Linked DNA regions of Homo sapiens: region 2 is linked to region 1. A link is an interaction called in ENCODE POLR2A ChIA-PET data of the cell type or tissue named here. Cell type or tissue: Caco-2. All regions are shown on one strand. Links, peaks and the distances in the headings refer to the core of each region. The heading gives the core; the rest is flanking DNA.

Region 1 (9,484 bases), core at 1,064-9,063:
GCAAGCTCCGCTTCCCGGGTTCACACCATTCTCCTGCCTCAGCCTCCCGAGTAGCTGGGACTACAGGCGCCCGCCACCGCGCCCGGCTAATTTTTTTGTATTTTTAGTAGAGACGGGGTTTCACCTTGTTAGCCAGGATGGTCTTGATCGCCTCGGCCTCCCAAAGTGCTGGGATTACAGGCGTGAGCCACCGCGCCCGGCCTAAAGCTGTTTTTTAACAAAAGCAATTCAGCAAAAGAATGATAGTCTTTTCAGCAGATGGTGCTGAAGCCATTGGCTATCCTTTTTTATTTTTTATTTTTTTGAGACAGAGTTTCACTCTCGCTGCCCAGGTTGGAGTGCAATGGCGTGATCTCGGCTCACTGCAACCTCCGCCTTCCAGGTTCAAGCTGTTCTCCTGCCTCAGCCTCCTGAGTATCTGGGATTACAGGCACCCACCACCATGCCTGGCTAATTTTTGTATTTTTAGTAGAGACAGAGTGTCACCATTTTGGCCAGGCTGGTCTCAAACTCCTGACGTCAGGTGATCCACTTGCCTCGGCCTCCCAAAGTGCTGGGATCACAGACATGTGCCACTGCGCCCGGCTGCCATTGGCTATCCTTAGGCAAAAAAAAAAAAAAAAAGAACCTCAACCTAAACCTCACATCGTATGAGAATTAGCTCAAACTAGATCAAAGATTTAAATGTGAAACAATACAACGTTCAGAAGAAAACATAGGAGAAAATCTTCAGGATTTTCCTGTACAACCCAGCAATTGCGCTCCTGGGTCATTTATCCCAGAGAAATGAAAAGTTATGTCCCCACAAAACTCTCTCTACAATACTTCATAGCAGCTTTATATGTAACAGCCCCACTACCTGTACAGCTCCTAGGGCTTAGTGGAAAGCTCTTAGACAACAAGGAAAGCATGATCCATTTTTTAAAAAGGACAAATTGTACTTCATCAACAGTCAAAACTTTTGCTCTGCAAAAGACACCGTTAGAAGGATGAAAAGACAAGCTACAGACTGAGCACATTATTCGCAAATCGTATATCTGACAAAGCATTCATACATAGACTGTATGCGCTCTCAAAACTCAACAGTAAAAAAAGCAAACAATCTAATTAGAAAATGGGCAGAAGACATGGAAAGACATTTCACCAATGAGGATATACAGATGGCAAATAGCACATGAAAAGATGTTCAGTATCACCAGCCATTAGGAAAATGCAAATTAAGACCCGGATGAAAATCACCACGTTATCTGTTAGAACAGCTAAAATAAAACACTGGGGCAACATTAAATGCTGGCAAGAATGCAGAAACATTGGATCTCTCATGGTACAGCTACTCTGGAAGATAGTTGGCAGTTTCTTAAAAACTAAACCTATACTTACTGTACAACCCAGCAATTGCACTCCTGGTCATTTATCCCAGTGAAATGAGAAGTTACATCCACACAAAACTCTCTCCACAACAGTTCACAGCAGCTTTATATGTAACAGCCCCAAACTGGAAATGACCAAAATGTCCCTCAAGAGGCAAATGGCTAAACGAACGGTTGTACATCCATACCACAGAATGTTACTCAGCAATAAATAGGATTGAACGCAACATAAATAGGATACCCACAACATCTTGGATGAAGCTCAAGGACGTTATACTGAGTGAAAAAAGACAATCTTAAAAGGTCACATACTGTACAATTCCATTTATATCACATTCTTGAAATGACAAAATTACATAGATGGAGAACAGATTAGTGGTTGCGAGGGGTTAGGGGTGGGGAATGGGTGTACCTATAAAAGGGTATCGAGGGAGGTCTTTGTGGTGATGGAATAGTTCCATGTCTTGATTGCGGTGGTGTTTATACAAATCTGCAGGTGATAAAATGACATAGAACTGTACATACGTATTGTCCCAATGTCAATTTCAATTTTTGATATTGTACTATAATTATGTAAGATGTGTTCATTGGGGCACACTAGGTGAAGGGTACATGAGACCTCGCTATACTATCTTTGCAATTTCCTGTGAATATATAATTATTTTAAACTTTAAAAGTTTAAAAAACACACACGTGCTTTCACTGCAGTGAGAACTTTCCCCAGGTAGACCCTGACCCTTCTGCCTCCAGGAAAAGTTACAGTGAGTAGTTCTGAGCCCAGCCCACAGGGAGGGGTCATGTCCCACCCAGCTCTTCCTAGGTCGGTTGACTACAGAAGCATAAGAGAGAATAAGTTATTGTTATTTGAGGCCAGTGTATTTTGGGGTGGGTTTTATTTATTTATTTATTTATCTTATTTACTTATTTTTGAGATGAAATCTTGCTTTGTCGCCCAGGCTGGAGTGCAGTGGCGCAATCTTGGCTCACTGCAACCTCCACCTCCTGGGTTCAAGCCTCAGCCTCCCATGTAGCTGGGATTACAGGCGTGTGCCACCACACCTGGCTAATTTTTATATTTTAGTAGAGACAGGGTTTCACCATGTTGGCCAGGCTGGTGTTTAACTCCTGACTTCTAGTGATCCGCCCCCTCCTCGGCCTCCCAAAGTGTTGGGATTACAGGCGTGAGCCACTGCGCCCGGCCTGGGGTGGTTTGTTTTGCAGCACTGTTGTATCAATAGTTAACTGACACATGCCCACTTGCCCCACTTCCTCTCCATAGCCTTACGAGAATGGATGTCTGTCATTGATGACAGTGGCGGAGACAGCTAGTCGTCCCCAACATCTGCTCAGCCTTTGTATTACCCCAGAGTAACAGAACCTCTGATTTTTATCTGGTCACATGGCTGTCTAGATTAACACTACATTTCTCAGCTTTCCCTCTTCTCATTTATTTACTTATTTATTTTCAGAGACAGGGTCTCACTATGTCACCCAGGCTTGAGTGCAGTGGCACCATCATAGCTCACTGCAGTCTTGAACTCCTGGGCTCAAGGGTTTCTCCCGTCTCAACCTCCTGAGTTCACTACCATGCCTGGCTGAGTTTTTTATTTTTTGTAGAGACAGGGTCTCACTATGTTATCCATAGTGAGGCTCCTAGTGAGGCTGGCCTCAAACTCCTGGCCTCAGGTGATCCTCCCACCTCGGCCTCCCAAAGTGTTGGGATTACAGGTGTGAGCCACTGCTCCCAGCCTCCTTCTAAACAAGTGTGGCCATGTGCTCAGTTCTGGCCAATGGGGTGTAAGGGAAAGTGTCATGTGACAGTTTCTGAGCACCTTCTCTAAGACATAACTGCAATTTACCTTTTACCCCCTCTTTCTTGGCCTCCAGCCTTGCGTGATGGCTGGAGCTCAAGCAGCCATCTTGGACAGGAAGTGGAAGCTACATTTTGAGGACGGCAAAGTAACAGACAAAATCAGGGTTCCTGATGATCACGAAAAGGCCATGCCAGCACTAGGCTGCTTCTACCTGAGTTTCCTTTATGGGAGAGAGAGAAACTTCTACCTTGTGTTTTTGTCACTTACAACAGAACTCAATCTTTACTCATGCAGTGGCTTCTTATCCAGACTTTTTGTTCATGGGCTTGTCCTGTGCAACCCACCATGCTAAGCAATATATGGCCTTTTATCCAATAAATAAGTATTTATTAAGCACCTACCATGCGCCAGGCACTGTGATTGATAAGCCTGGGGATACAGTGAGAAGACGGACAGGGTTCCTGCCCCAAGGGGCTTAAGCTTGAAAGGAAGAGACAGCGATGAATGAACATATGCGTGTGTGTAATTACAACCTGTGACAAGAGCCATGAAAGAGGAGGAGCAGGAGGCTTTGGGAGCAGTCAGCAGGGGCCCTCTTATAGTCAGGGTTATCAGGGAAGGCTTCCCTGAGGCAGTGACATCTAAACCAAGCTCTGGAGAAGAGGGGGAGGAATACAGCCTACTACTCAAGAGCACAGGCTTCAGAGCAAGCCCAGCCTGATACTGAGTACTGGGTAAACTGAGACCCAGAAAGTGAAGTAAGTTGCCCGAGTTTACACAACTAAGTGGAAGAGCTGGGAGTTCCCCTGAGCAATCTGTCCTCAGGCCTGGCCTCGGGGCACTAGGCTGTAGTGATTAATAATAATAGCTCTTAACTCCCAGGATTTTGGGGAGCATAAAAAAAGAAAATGTCAGTCAAGTACTTAGCACAGTGCCTGGAAAATATTAAATGTTAGCTATCATCCTCATCCTCCTCCTCCTCATCGTCATTAACTAAGGGAGCAGGGGAAAGAGTGTTCCAGGGAGGGAGGACTGCACGTGAAAGGCCCCAAATGGAAGGAAGCGTGGTGCATTCGAGGACCAGAAGGCAGACCAGCAGGGCTGAATGCAAATAGTTCACCCCTGCTTTTATTTGATCACAACAACTGTACTAGGTAACACCTATTATTAACTGGTTATAATCTCTTTAACTCTTTATAAATGTGGAAACAGTGGCCCAGAGAGGTTAAGCGACTTGCCGAAGGTCACGCAATAAAGAATCATCTGAACCTGGACTCAAGCCCAGGTCTGTCAGCCTCCAAAGCCCAAGCCCCCAGTTACCACCCTCCCCTTCCTTGGAATGGACAGAACTCGAGAGCAAGCCAGTTCCTGCTGCAATAGCACCTCAGAAGGAAAAGCTATACAGCCTGAGGCATCAGAGTCGGATGGCTCCTAGAGAGCACTTTGAACACGCCCCACCCATTTTTAAGATGGGGAAAGTGAGGCCCAGCGAGGAAAGGGACTTGCCACAGACAGATCGGCAGTGGAACTGGACTTATATTCCCAGACTGGAGGCTGTATTCCCCTCCAGTCTGGGGGCGGGCATCGGCTGTGCCTTGTTCAGGCCCTTCTTTTTTATATCTCCCTGGGGATAGCAAACTGAGCTGAATCCCCTGAGAGGGGTGGCTCCAGCAGGTGCTGTGTTTGTGTGTGCTGGGGGTAAAAAGTGGGGATGGACTTTGCCTCAAGGGCAGGAGCTTGTGAAAAACCAGCAGATCAGGTCCCCAGCCTGGCTGGAGGACACAGAGGGCAGTGTCCCCAGGGGCATGAACCCTGTAGACTGTGGAGCTCCTTGATAAACAGACTGCTCCATCCAAGTAGGCCTTCCAGTCCCCTGGGAAGCAGCTAAAAAGAGCCCTAGCAACTCGAATACACAGCTCACATACACTTGTGCATACGCACGCACGTGCACACACACCCCGCCGCGTACAGAGGCAGCTTGGCCTGGATCCCAGCCCCCCACACCCCCACAGAGCACCATCTGCCCCTTCCGAAGGTCCTCACGCAGGAGGAAAAGCTGGATTCTCCTTGTGTGTCAAGAGAAGAAGCCAAGGACCAGAGCAGAGAGGGGCCTCATCCAGGGTCACACAGAGGTTTGGGACAGATCTGAGCTCAAAGCCCAGAACTCCTGACTGCCAGGCCAGCTACCTGATGAGGCAGATGCTATTTGGTTGCCTTTGAAACAGCAGGCAGGCAGGACCCCGCTGAGCCCATGTGGAACCTAGGGCCCAAACCCCGCCCCCTTGGGGCCCTGCCCATGTCGTGTCATTGAGTCACTGCCTTGGAGCAGATGCGGGGGCAGCTTCCTCCTGCACAGCTGGTTGGGGCTTGGCCCGACAGTGCCTCCTGGACCAGCCTCCCTCCCTCTGCCCCGCAGGGCACACTCCCTCTGTGCCTGGCCTTGTGCTGAGGGTTCACACATATTCGTAAACCTGCCAAGTCCACGCGAGTCCCAGGAGGTGGAATTATTATTCCCATTTCATAGTTAAAACAACAGAGGCTCGGAGAGGTAAAGCAACTTGTCACACAGTTCTGAGAACTGAGATTCCTTGCAGGACCGGACATCCGCACATTCATAAACTCACCTATTCCTCGGACTTCCTTAGAAAAATTCTGCCCACAAGCCAAAGAGAACCAGCATCAAAAGCCCCCATCTGCAACTCCAGCTGAACCACTAAGTCTCACAGACTGGCTGCAGGTGTGGATTCTTTTGGAAAGCCCTGGCTGAGGCTGCCTGGAAGTCAGGGATAGAGGTCCCCATCCCTGTTCAGCCATGATGGGCTGTCCACTTTCTCTGAACCCTAATTTTCTCATTTGTAAACTGAAAATAATACTCAGCCCTTCCTCCCAGGGCTTTGTGAGGATCGATGGCAATGAGGCATGGAATGCGTGGTGTGTGCCTCTGCGTGGTCCTGGCTCCTATATCTACCTGCCACCTGGCACTGCCCTCCCCACCCCCAGCCATGCCTCCACTCTCTTCTGTACCCGGCAGATGGGATCAGTCCCACAGCTGTTCCTCAATCCCCCACTGCCTCCTCCCACCCAAGGAAGGGGGCACCACTTTCCTCCTCCCTTCCCTGGCTAGGGAGAGGACAGGCAAAGCCAGATGTTCCACAAATGTTGCCAGTTGTTAGCAAAACAACAACCAACAGGTGGCTTCTTTGAGACCCCTGTCAGGTCCATTGCTTGAGGGCCTGAGAGCTCTGAGGGAGCGGTGGGGCTGTGGAGGAGTCGCCAGGAGCCTGAGGTTTGGGCAGGAAGGGAGGTGAAGCAGAGAGGCCTTCAGGGGTGGGATGTCAGTGGGAAGAGTTTGGGGAGGGGACAGTAGGTTAAGGGACAAGGGGGTGCAGAGGCAGGGAGGTAGGGTGGGGAGCTGAGAGTTTGGTGCAAGCGAGAGGAGCAGGGAGGAGTGAAGCTGGAGAATCTGGTGGGTCCAGAGGTGGCTGCCTGGGCAGGAGACCTGCAGGGGTAGGACTAACCTATCCCTCCTTCCCCACCCTGCCCCAGGACCCGACTTCAGATGGAGAGAACTTTGGAACCCCCAAGGGGCTCCCAGGCCCTCCTGAGCTCCATCATGGAAGGAATCAAGCAGAAACTCTGGGGTCCTAAGTGCTGGGCAGCAGTTTAGACTCAATGGTCTCTTCCAAGCTGGAGAGTCTGGGAGGTCATAGCTGGCCCAAGACAGGTCAAGAGAGCACGTCACTCACATGGCAGAGGCCGAGAGCATGAGGGACTTGACTCTCCCACCAGGAGCCTGGCTGCAGTTGGCACCTCGGCAGCTATCATCCAACTGAGTGGCACCCCCTCCTGCTGGCATCCAACTGAGTGGCACTGCTGTGCCCTCTTGCCTCTCCACCCACCACAACCTATTTGCCAGCTGACCCCAACTGCTCCCAGCAGGGCCAAGACTGGGCAGCAGTACGGGAACAGGCTGTTTCTCACTTACTCCCTGGAATTGGCTGGCTTTGTCCTCCAGCAAAACTGTTCCTGGAAGGACAAGGATCTGGGGTCTGAGACCAAAGGCCCCCCCCATCTTCTCAGGCCTGGGCAAGTGGAGAATGTGACCTGTGACCTTGAATAATGAGATCGCTAACAGCAGCTCACGGTTATGAAGCACCTACCCCACGCCATGCACTGAACTAAACTTGTTGCATGCACGACCTCGCTTAGTCATTGCAACTCTGGGGTAAGTGCCAATGCGCACAATTTATAGATGAGAAAGCGGAGGGAAGGAGAGGGTACATGACTTCTTCAAAGGTTTGCAGCCATTAGTAAATGGTGGAGCCAGAGACTGAGCCCCAGAGCCTGACTCCAAGGCCCTTCAGCTCTACAGTGAAGAGTGCTGCTTCCCTTCCCTCCCCTCAGTCTTCCCATCTGTGGGATGGGGAGGAGCTGGTTGAAATGACATCACAGCTCTGTGATCCCACGTTGACCGCCTGGAATTGCCAGAGACTAGAGAGCACTGCTCCTTCCTCTCCTGTGAAAGAAAATGGGAACCAGCCCAAATGACACTGTACAGATGAGGCAACTGAGGCCTAAGCGGGCAGAGAATGTACCCAAGGTCCTCCAGGGAGCCCAGGCAGGGCCCAGGGCAGGGGGACCCAGACGCCTTTCTAGTCTGCCCTCCAGCTGCTCTGCACAGCCAAAGCCACTCGGAGGCCAAGGGAACCAGGGTGTGAGTAATGGAAACCAGGCAGTGGGGCCTTCCGAAATGGGAATTCCATCTGCCTGACTTTGTTCTCCCGGACTTTGGTTTCCATGGCAACTCTGGGAACCAGGAGGTTGGGAAGGTGGAAGAGGGAAGGCCTGGCCCTAAACTGAATCCCTAGAATATAAAGAACTGGAAAGGTGGGTCTCCTTGTGGACCCAGTGGCTCCTCCCAGCAGAAGATGCGAGAGAGGCCAGGTCAGGCAGGGAAGTCCTGGGCTCAGACCCAGTACTGCCTCTACCATTTTGGGGGAGTAGGGAGTAGTATTATAGTCTTCCCTGGGCCCCAGTTTTCCCAGCTGTCAGGTCCCCAAATCTCAGGCCTGGAAAAAACCTGGAAGGTGCCCTTGTTCAGAATTAGAAGCACGACTCTTCCCAGGCCCTTCCAGCCTCTGTGAGACACTGAATCTCTACAGTGGGAAAGCTCTTCACAGTTTATAAAGCCCAATGACACTCATTGCCAGGTCCTGGAGAAAGACCCAGCACCACTCCTGGAGGGGCTCACCCTCTGGTGCCAACATGTATCAAGCACCTACGGTATACCTGGCCCCAGGTTAGGACCTTTCTGCAGAACTGGCTCACTGGCTGTTCATCCCAGCACTGAGAAGACAATAGAATCATCCCCATTTTTGCAGGCTCAGGGATGGGCAGTGACTTGCCAAGGTTACAGAGCAAGTCAGTAGCAAAGACAAGACTCAAACCCAGGATTGCCTGATTCCAAAGCCTTTGGAGACAGAAAAACCCATGCCTGACTCAGTACGGGCTAGTCAAGGAGAGGCCACGGCTGCCGGGGAGCAGAGGGAAGGGGGTTCTCTGCTGACCTAGGCTACTGTTGTTGCACAGAAGATTCTTCCAAATGGGTTTCAAGGGTGAGCAAGCATTAGGGGTCCCATTTGCAAGCGGGGCAGGAAAAGTCAGGTGTGGTCAGAGCGGCAGTCAGACAGCCCACCTCTTCCTCCTGATGAAGCCCTGCTCAGCTTCTGCTCCACACCCAGGCCCTGGCTCTAGTCCCCTGTAACCCTGAAGAGGGCTCAGTCCAACTCCCTGAAGGCCTCCAGAGACCAACAATTCTGATCCTCTCACTGTGCAGAGGGGCCAACAGGGCTGGCCTTGCCCAGGGAGATGAGTAAGGGGAGGCAGGGAGGAGGGAGCTGTACAGCCCCATGTCGTCTGCAGCTCCAAGTCTGCAGGACCCCAGGCAGGGAACAAGATCCAAGGAGACGGGGCCCAGCTCCTCCTGCATCAACTCCATCTAGCTTAATCTAAGACAGCCCTGCTGAGCCAGACCCCACCCTGGGCCATGCCCTGGCCCCTGGGAGGTTATATATGTGGGGTCAGCTTTGCCTTCAGCTTGGCCTGGACTCTGGGCCTCTTCTGCCCACTTCTAGGCAAGTGGCCCAGGTCCTCCCTTGAAGGATGCCCTGGGCCTTTCCTAAACTCGCATCTTCTGTTAGGTAGGAGGGGAAACAAAGGCACAGTGGGGAAAGCCTTACCCAGGGCCACAGAAAGACTCTGTGAGTCCTATCTCCTGTCTCCACAGCTGTTCCTTCTGCC
Region 2 (9,484 bases), core at 1,096-9,095, 66 kb after region 1:
GACTGAAATCTTGATGAGAGCGAGACCATATCCGACTTTTTCTCCACAGTATCCCCAGCTCCTAGCATAGAGCCTGGCATAAAGTAGATGCACCCGAAATATCCATCGAATGAATGAGCCAATGTGTACAGGTGGAAAATGAGTGGATGGGCGGAGATGTCCTCTGGCAGCAGCAGATCATGGCATTGTTCTTCATCAGGGTGACCTCTCCCAACCTCTCCTGCTGCCCCCAAGGCAGGTCCGGGAGCCACCACTGGAAGCCCAGATGTGGAATGTCCTCCTCCTCCTCCTCCTTGGAAGGAAGAAGCCTCTGAGTCCTCTCCTCTTGGGACTTTCTGCTGCCAGTCTCTGCATGCCCACAAGGCCTCTCACACCATTGTGGTCCTTCTGTTGACATCCACATGCACCCTTGGGACCACTCCCTTCAGATGACCCTAGACCCACCATCTTGGTCCTCTGTTTCAGGTCCAGTTGAGGTGAGGTTACTGTGTGGTAGGGGATGCCCAAGAAAGGGTTAAGTTGCCAGAAGCAGAGTCCCGCCCTTGGGTTTGCTCAGCCAATCAGAGTCTGTCCTGGTGAGGTAAAGCTTCTATCCTGGGTGGCATTGGTTGAGTTGACCGGCCCCATCTCCTGCTGGAGAGAGCCGAAAGGGTGGAGTTTCTGTGGAACCAGACAGAACTGGAATTAGCTCGCTGTCTACTCAGGCCGGGCTGCCTGACTGCAGGACCTGCCTCTGTTCCTTTCTAAGGCACTCACACACCCTGGCATCTCCAGGGCTGTCTCTAGTGGCCCCAGTGGAGATGACAAGGTGGCACGCACCTCACCGTCACATCTGGGAGAAGTCTTAGAGCCAGAGCAGACAAGGAGGCCTCAGTTTCCCTGCCTGGGCCCCTGGAATATGGCAGATGTCTACCAGGAAGTGACATGGAGCAGTTGTCATATGTGCTCCGAGCACCAGCAGCAGCTTCAATGAACAAGGCCCCCGATGAATCTTCCCATATGGACAGCACTTTAAAACCATGACAGTGAGAACGATAGCGGCTAGTTCAGAGCTCCTCTTGCATGCCACTTTGCAAAGCACATCCTGAGTTCAATCCTCACAAGAAGCCTCTTAATCCATCCACTTTACTGATGCAAAAACTGAGTCTCAGAGAGGCTAACTGGCTCACCTGAGGTCACATTGCTTACTGTGTTACTTTGAACTATCTGTCATGTCTGTCTCTGCCACCAGACTGTGATCTCCCGAGGAAAGGGGGTGATGGATTGCTCTGTGCGTCCCTCCCCGTGGAGCACAGGACCTGCCCTGAGAATGGGGCCAGGCCCCACTGCACTGTGTCTGCCCTTCTCATCCTAAAGGCTTGGTTTCCATGCTTCTCAGAAGGCTTCCTGGAGCCCAGCCCAGCACCAGGCACATGAAGGGTACTGAGCAGGAGGCTCACGGCACGGATGATGCTTGGATAGCCAGGACCCCACTGGATCCTTCTTAGGACCCGCAAGCATGGCTTTCATGCTTAGATCACCACTCCAGTGCCCTCCTCATCTCTCTCCTATTAGGAGAATTCCATAGCGACAGGGACCAGGTCTCATTCATCTCTGTGATCCCAAAGGATCTAAACCAGTATCTGGCACTGAGAAGGCATTTATTATGTATATTTGCTTGAATAATCAAAAGAATATATAATTGTCTCTCCCTTCTAGCTTAGAACCTGAATGGCCACAGGTGGGCCCAGCTCTGAGTTATTCTAGATTAGAAGCCTCGCAGCAGTCCCCATGCAGGGAGTTTAGTACAAGGATTCCCAGGCAGAAGAAGAAAGGTAGGCGCCCCCCAGCTACAGATAATGAAGCAACAGAGGGGCAGAGCTCTGAAAAGGAAGGAGCGGGTGATGAACAGGAGTAGGAAGTTGAGACAAGAGAGAAAGTAGTTCATTTATTTCTACAAAAAATGGATACTAGATGGCCCCCGGCCCTCAGCTTTCACGAAAATCACAAAGCTTGGAGAGATAGAAAGAGCCACGGGCCCAGTGCCCAGATGGGACTACTGACACCACAGCAGCCAGCGGCTGCTGAAGGTCCCACAGCAAGGGAGTGACCTCCCAACTGTTCTTTAAGTCCATCTTCCCCTGACTCCCTCTACCTTCCCAACAAGCATATATTTCATCTTCAAGGTAAATTGCACTTATTACGTTTTGTGAATTTGGGAAGAGCTTTACATTCCTTAAGACATTTAAAGAATCCCCCACATCTGGGTGTCAGCAGACACTCTTGAAAAGAGCATGGGAGTTTGGGGAGTTGCCTTACAAACCCCCTTTTCCCAGAGAGGCATTTGGGTGGTGCAGGGGTGGGGTGGGGGTCTAGGCAGTGTTTTCCTTTGTTCAGCAGAAGGTGGAGCATCCACAGAAAGAACACAGAAAAGGCATTCAAAGGTGTGCTACTCTTGAGGTCAGGAGTTCGAGACCAGCCTGGCCAACATGGTGAAACCCCATCTCTACTAAAAATAAAAAAATTAGCCAGGCATGGTGGCATGTGCCTGTGGTACCAGCTACTCGGGAGGCTGAGCCATGAGAATCGCTTGAACCCAGGAGGCAGAGGCTGCAGCGAGCTGAGATCGCACCACTGCACCCCAGCCTGGGTGACAGAGCGACACTCCATCTCAGAGCAAATCGGTCCAGCAGGACCCTTATACCTGAAGAGCAAGCAGCCAGCCTCCGGGCTCCGTTTGGCCCTTCCTCTTCTGCCCTAGAGATGGAGACCTTAGTGGCCAGCCCTTGGTAAAGAGGTTCCTGGTCACCCCGAGGCTGCCAGGAACTGACGGAACTGAGCGCAAGTGGACAATGCTGTGGACCAGCTGGAAAGCCAGGCGGGCCCTGTCAGTGAGGTTGCTAAAGCATTGCTAGAACTACCTAGGGCTGGAGAGAATCTATTTACTGGAATTCCTCTCAGGGAGCATTCCATAAGTGTCTAGAAGGAGTAAGTTGCTAAGACTCTTTGCATGTGCATGGTGGTGATAGGGATGGGGAATTTTGAGCAGTGAGACCTCTAGGGCCAGCCTGACAAAAGACAGCTACATCATGGCCTTCTTAGGAGGGTGGCCCAAGTGGGGTATGCCAGTGTGGCTCCAGGCCCAGTTCTTAGGCCCGGGAGGTAATTCTGAGGCTGTCCCAGCACTTGGGCCCCCTCCTTCATCCTTCTCCTGTCCAGCACACAGCTTCTCCATGGAACACGCGTTTGAAGAGTTTGGATTTGAAGAGGTGTCCAAACTGCTCTGCTCAGGATTCCCATACATTCTAGTGTGGCCCTGAAGCCAGGCCTCAAACCCTTGGGCCGTTCCAGGGTCAGCCAGCCAAGCCCAAAGCCCTACAGGGACCACAACCTGCCTCAGAAACAGCCTGCCTTCAGTCACCCTCTGGCCTCCCAAACCTGAAGATGGAGAGATTCTCCAAGGTATTGAGAAGGCTGCTGCTAACACACTCCAGAGTCAGCAAACTCTGAGAGCGAGGCACAAAGAGCTCTTTCCCCCAGAAAAGGAGGCACAAGCCCAAAGGAAAAAAAACTGGGGCATAGGTTCAGCCATTCGACGTCCCAGAGGCCACCCCAATGAAGAGGAAGCGGCCTGGATTCTGACTGTGACCAACCCAGGATCAGTGGGGCAGGGCAGCCTATAGGCATGGGGACAGGTCTCTGCTCAGTAGAAGAACCTGACAGTGGCAACCAGCCAGTGCTGCAACAAACCACCTGGGGCTGGGCAGGGGGCAATGCATTCCCCACAGCTATGGTTGAGTGAGTGCCTACTGCATACCAGGCACTGTGCTATAGCCCGTATATGCACCCTCTCATTTCATTCTCACAACAACCCTTTGAGGGAAGGACTATTGTCCCAGGTTACTGATGGGGACATCAAAGTACAGAGCAGCAAAGTGACTTGCCCAAGTTCCCACTGCCAGTTGGTGGTAGAGGGTGGCTCAGAAGTCCGTGCTTTTCCTACTGTCTTCCCTCATCCAAGTTATTCTTGCCACTAGCTAGTGTAAAACAAGAGAACGTTCACAGCTAAGATGATGTAATTCTCAGATCCTCACTCCTTTCGGGAATAGCTGGGGAGCTGCTGTCCACCTCTGGCCCTCAGAAGAGGCTGCCAACTGCCTCTTCCCTACCTCCTGCTTCAGCAGGCCTGCCCCCCAACTGCCCCCTGCATAGGCCTGCTGCCCATGGCATAGGGGACTGACTGCACCAGGGAGAAGTGAAAAGGCCAGCAAGTTACAGGCTGCAGCTTTCTTTCATCTCTCCTCTTCGCCCAGATCCAGCAGAGCAACCACCTCAGCAACTTTTGCAGCCAACCAGACCCAATTCCCAAATGGCCAGCACTTTTAGCAAAAGAAGGGACCTGAATGACTCACAAATGGGGTAATATAACTGTACTTTGTGGCTGGCATCGGAGTGTCAAAGGGGAAGGCTGTGTGGTCCAGCTCCTATCCCATCCCCTCTCCCCAGGCACTGGATGGGCTGAGCAGTGCCCAGCCCAGAACAGCCTCCCCTGGGAGTCTCTAATCTTCCCCGGTGCTCCTGCCAGCCAGTCCCCAGACCCCAGCAGTCCACACTCAGCTCTACTTGGCTCTGGCCCACATGGAACTATACAGCATACAACAGCTTCTGCCGCAAACATCCCCTCTATCGCATCCGCCTGGGGCCAATGTTAAACACCAGTGTGCTGCCCCCAGGCACAGGCTACCCAATGGCAGAGGTGAACGCATGCCAGGCAGCATCAGGGAGGCCAGCCCGAATTAAACCTTGCCATAGGCAAACCGAAGAACAGAGTGCAGAACTGATGGGCCACGCTTAATTTGGCTCTGTCGCTCTACACGAGCACTGTCAGACCCACTCAGCAGACCCAATGACATGCCAAGGGGGAGAGACATTCGGGCACAGGTCCCCGCTTGCCAAGAGCTCATTGCCCAGAGCCAAGTTGGAAGCTCAGGCTGGCCCCCAGCTCAATGCAGAGGCTCAAGGGTCTAGGCTGGCTGAGGGGAAACGAGGCAGCCAGGCCACAGCCACTGTCAAGGCCCTTACCTTGCTGTCCGGGGGTGATGCTGCCAGCTGTTGCTGCTTGGCGATGTTCTCCGACAGGCACCAGCACACTCTCTTCTTCTGCTCCTGCGAGTGCGCTTCCAAAGTGAATAAGCACTCTGCCTTCTGACGTCAGGGAAAATAGAGAAACGGACGGTCAGGGCTGCTCCCTGGTTCAGGGGGCTCCCAGGCCCAAGCCCATCCCTGGGCTCCAGAGGGTGAGGCTGCAGCCAGGAGGGGAGTGTCCGCCAAAAGCCGCAAATGCACACTAATCCCCAGTGACATTGAGGCAGCCAGAGGCGCAGGGAAGTGGGTTCAAGGGCCAGCTGGCGAGCTGTGGGCCCACAGGTTGGGGGAGGGGAGGAAGGCAGTGGCTCCCAACACAGCAGAGGCCTGTGGAGAGCAGGACAGAGCCGATGAGGTCACCCCCAGGGGCAGGCAGCACAAAGCAGCAGCTGAGGGAGCACGTGGGAAGCCCAGAGGGCCAGGGCCTCAGGCTGATTCTCTGTGGAGCCAGGAACCCTCCCCACCTCCCCTGGCTCACAGAACCCATCTTCCTCACAGCGCTCTTCTCTGATCCCAAGGCCAAGGCTGAACGGGTGGTTGGACGGGCATACCAACAGAACCCAAACAGCAACTCAGGGTCCTTTGGAAAGTCTTTGACGGGCAGAGTCATGTGGCCCTCTGCAGCCCCACTGCCCAGCACATGATCTTGGTCTAATCTGTGACTGTTCAGCTCACTCGAGGGCAGCAACATCCCAGGCACTGCTGACATTTAGGTCCCGCTTCGCTATTCAACCTTGTTAAGTACTACAGTCTCGTCTCCCCAACTAAACTACAAACCCCTCCTAGAAAGGCCTTTTTCATCTAGGCCTCATATAGTGCTTAGCAAGCAATGGCCTTGGTAAGCTCTGGTTGCCAGGAAGGACTTCTGGGATAAGGTCAAATCCAGGTCAGCTTTGGCACAAGCACCAGGGAGCTTCAAGGACCCAGAGAGCCACCCCTAAAGCAGAGTGTGCTAGGGGCGGGGTAGGGATGGTGGTACATGCCCAGGGTTGCCACCCACAACCGGGTACTCTCATCAGGGGAGTACAAGCTCTGTCTGCCTCCACTAGAATTTGATTATAACCCCAAAGGGCTGCGATTAGATGAACTCAGCCAGGGAGCTAAGAGCATCAGCTGATCCCTTGGAACAGAAAAAAAAAAGACAGTGTTTCTATCCAGCCCTTTCTCATTTTGCAGTTGGACAGGCCTGGTTTGAATCCCAGCTGTGCCACTTCCCAGCTGTCAACCTCAGGAAAGTACCAAGCTGCCTGTGAAATGGGGATATAATGGCATCACCTGGCTTTCAGAGCTACTAGGAGGGCAAGCAAGGAGGACAACAATCAGGCCTCAACAAACAGTCACTAGTATTACTATTCAGTAATTCATTTGTTTAATAACTATTTATTGACTGGGCGCAGTGGCTTATGCCTATAATCCCAGCACTTTGGGAGGCCGAGGCGGGTGGATCATGAGGTCAGGTGTTCGAGAACAGCCTGGCCAACATGCTGAAACCCCATCTCTACTAAAAATACAAAAATTAGCCAGCGTGGTGGCATGTGCCTGTAATCCCAGCTGCTCAGGAGGCCGAGGCAGGAGAATCACTTGAACCTGGCAGGCAGAGGTTGCAGTGAGCCAGGATCGCACCACTGTACCCCAGCCTGGGTGACAAAGCCAGACTCAGCCTGGGTGACAAAGCAAGACTCAGCCTCGAAAAAAAAACAAAATAAAATAACTATTTATTGAGCACCTGCTCTGTGTCAGAGACAGTCCTAGGCATTGGAAATAAAGAGGTAAATGAGACAGACTAAGCCCATGCTCTCAGGTTAGGGGCAAAGACAATAATATTTGTTATTTATACAAATAAACAATTAAAGAAATAATATACAGCCCTCCCTATCCATGGTTTCTACAACCATGGAGTCCACCAACAGAGGATGGAAAATATTTGAAAAAATATTTTAGGCTGGTCACAGTGGCTCCCATCTGTAAACCAGCATTTTGGGAGGCCAAGGCAGGAGGATCATTTGCGCCCAGGAGTTCCAGACAAGCCTGGGAAACACAGTGAGACCCAGTCTCTACCAAAAGTTTTAAAAAAAAATTAATTGGGTGTGGTGGTGTGCGCTTGTAGTCCCAGCTACTTGGGAGGATAAGGTGGGAGGATTGCTGAAGCCCAGGAGCTTGAGGCTACAGTAAGCAATGATTGTGCCACTGCACTCCAGCCTGGGCGACAGGGCAGACCTTGTCTCAAAAAAAAAAAAAAAAAAAATTCATCTGTACTACATATGTACAGATTTCTTTTCCTGCCATTATTCCCTAAACAATACAGTTTAACAACTATTTATACAGAACTTACATTGTATTAGATATTATAAGTAATCTAAAGATGATTTAAAGTACATGGAAGGATGTGTATAGGTTATATTAAATACTACCCCATTTTGTGTCAAGGACTTGAGCATCTTTGGACTTTGGTATCTGTGGGGTCCTGGAACAAATCCTTGGTGGATACTGAGGGACAACTGTAATTACAACTTGTGAAAATGTCACCAAGGTCATAAAGGGAGAGGTCATACTTGAGGTGATCAGAAAAGGCCTCTTAGAAAGGGCAACACACAAGCTAAGGCATGAACGGTAAGAAGGGGCCAGCAAAAACAATGTTTGGGAGAAGCTGTTCCAGAAGCAGCGAAAGCAGGCCTTGAGCTGGGGTGGACTATCACATCAGCTGATAATATCTAGGGACTTCTTCTACCCTGCATCCAACCCAACCCTCAGGAATGCCACCCTTCAGAGTGGGGGCACTTCCCATGCTGAGTGCCAGCCATTCCTCTCAGGCCCAAAAGTGCTCAGAAGTTGATCTTCCTAAGAGCATCTGGGGAAAGAGGAAAGAAAGCCCTGCCTGCTGGTTTCAGGGAACTGGGTGGTGCGCTGAGGCACTCCTGGAGCTTCTACTTAACAACAGCTTCCCTCCGCTGCCCAGAGTCCTCTAGCCCATGGCAGGGGAAGGATATGGCCAGCAAAAGACCCCAAGATTTCCCAGGGAGAAGCCGGGTGAGGCAGATGCTGACCAGAAGGCCCTCTGCTCCCTGTCTCCAGTGTTCCCATGTAAAGGTGGGGGGTGAGGCAGGAACTGTGGTCCCTTCCAGCTTGGAAAGGCCATCACTCCATGAAGCTGGCCCTGGCCCTGGCCCGAGCCTCCCAGCCCTGCTTCTACCCAGTTGGGTGGGCTTCAGCAGATTCCTTAATCTCCCTGGGCCTCCATGTCCTCTTTTCTTTCTGTTCTGAAGCAGGAATTCTGCCTTACTAATAATTCCTTTTGTCTGATTATCAATTTTAAAAAGAACTTTCCAGCTGGGCACGGTGGCTCATGCCTGCAATCCCAGCACTCTGAAAGGCTGAGGCAGGCAGATCACCTGAGGTCAGAAGTTTGAGACCATCCTGGCCAAAACGATGAAACCCCGTCTCTACTAAAAACACAAAAATTAGCCAGGCATGGTGGTGTGCACCTGTAATCCCAGCTACTTGGGAGGCTGGGGCAGGAGAATCGCTTGAACCCAGGAGGCGGATGTTGCAGTGAGCTGAGATCGCACCATTGCACTTCAGCCTGCGTAACAGAGTGAGACTCTGTCTCAAAAAAAAAAAAAAACAGAATTTTCCCACCCACGATCTCATGCTGATCTTGGCAATGCAGTGAAGAGGCAGGAAGGGCATGGATTGTTGTCCCCATTTTATGGAAGGGAATGGCCAAGGTTCAGAGCAGCTAAGGACCTCCCTGAGTCTCATCGCCAATGAGGAGCAGAGCTCCAGCTCAAAGCCTTGGAGAACCACATGCTGGGATCTCATCTCCAACACCTGGGGAGGTCTCATCACCTGGTCAGGCTGCCACACCTGTGGCTGGCAGGAATGCTCCCTCTTGCAGACTGGACCAAGAGGCGACCAGAATGCAAAGCCTCCAGGAGAAATTCTGTAGGTAGCTGGGTCTCAGAGCAGCTGCAGAGTTCGCTGGCAGCTTTTTGTATAACTGTCCACTGCTCTAAGCTCCAGGATGGTGTCCCCCTCCCTACAAAAGTATGAAAGAGCTCCCCCCATCCTGGGAGGGCCTCTCACAGTGAGAGAGCCACCTACCCTCAATACTGAGGCAGCCCCCTCAAATCCCATGCCCTGCACAGTGCTAAGCCCCTTACCAGTGATACCTCGACATTTCTTCCAACGACACTGCAAGGTAATAGCCATGATTATGCCTGTTTTGCTGACACCACAAGAACCACCCTCTGCTGCCCTGCCCCATGGGAATCTCCTTTGGAAAGCCATTATTTCTTCACCTGAGATGGTGACCGTATTGCCTGTCTCAACAGCAGAGTGTAGGGCTGGGTCTCTGGCTCTC

What was found. ChIA-PET counts read pairs that join two places held together with the same protein. Peaks named below come from ENCODE experiments on the same cell type or tissue, not always from the same donor. Only the 100,000 strongest peaks of a DNase experiment are listed, where the experiment ranks them.
Region 2: POLR2A ChIA-PET joins it to region 1 with 12 read pairs; 5 of 35 experiments call an interaction of 5 or more read pairs at or near these places.

Annotation. Positions count from the first base shown.
Region 1 is chr9:113,598,271-113,607,754 of GRCh38, reverse strand. No RefSeq gene overlaps it. Among named protein-coding and RNA genes, the nearest start is that of RGS3, 140 kb to the right of the region's middle. RefSeq lists silencers at 5,443-5,522, 8,673-8,839 and an enhancer at 7,423-8,346. In Caco-2, for the core only: no CTCF peak of the experiment used is centred there; DNase peaks (open chromatin) are centred at 4,954 and 5,467.
Region 2 is chr9:113,532,496-113,541,979 of GRCh38, reverse strand. RGS3 (regulator of G protein signaling 3) reads right to left here. Exons shown (of 23, transcript NM_001394167.1): 17 at 5,062-5,184. Among named protein-coding and RNA genes, the nearest start is that of RGS3, 74 kb to the right of the region's middle. RefSeq lists enhancers at 364-863, 5,209-5,960. In Caco-2, for the core only: no CTCF peak of the experiment used is centred there; no DNase peak of the experiment used is centred there.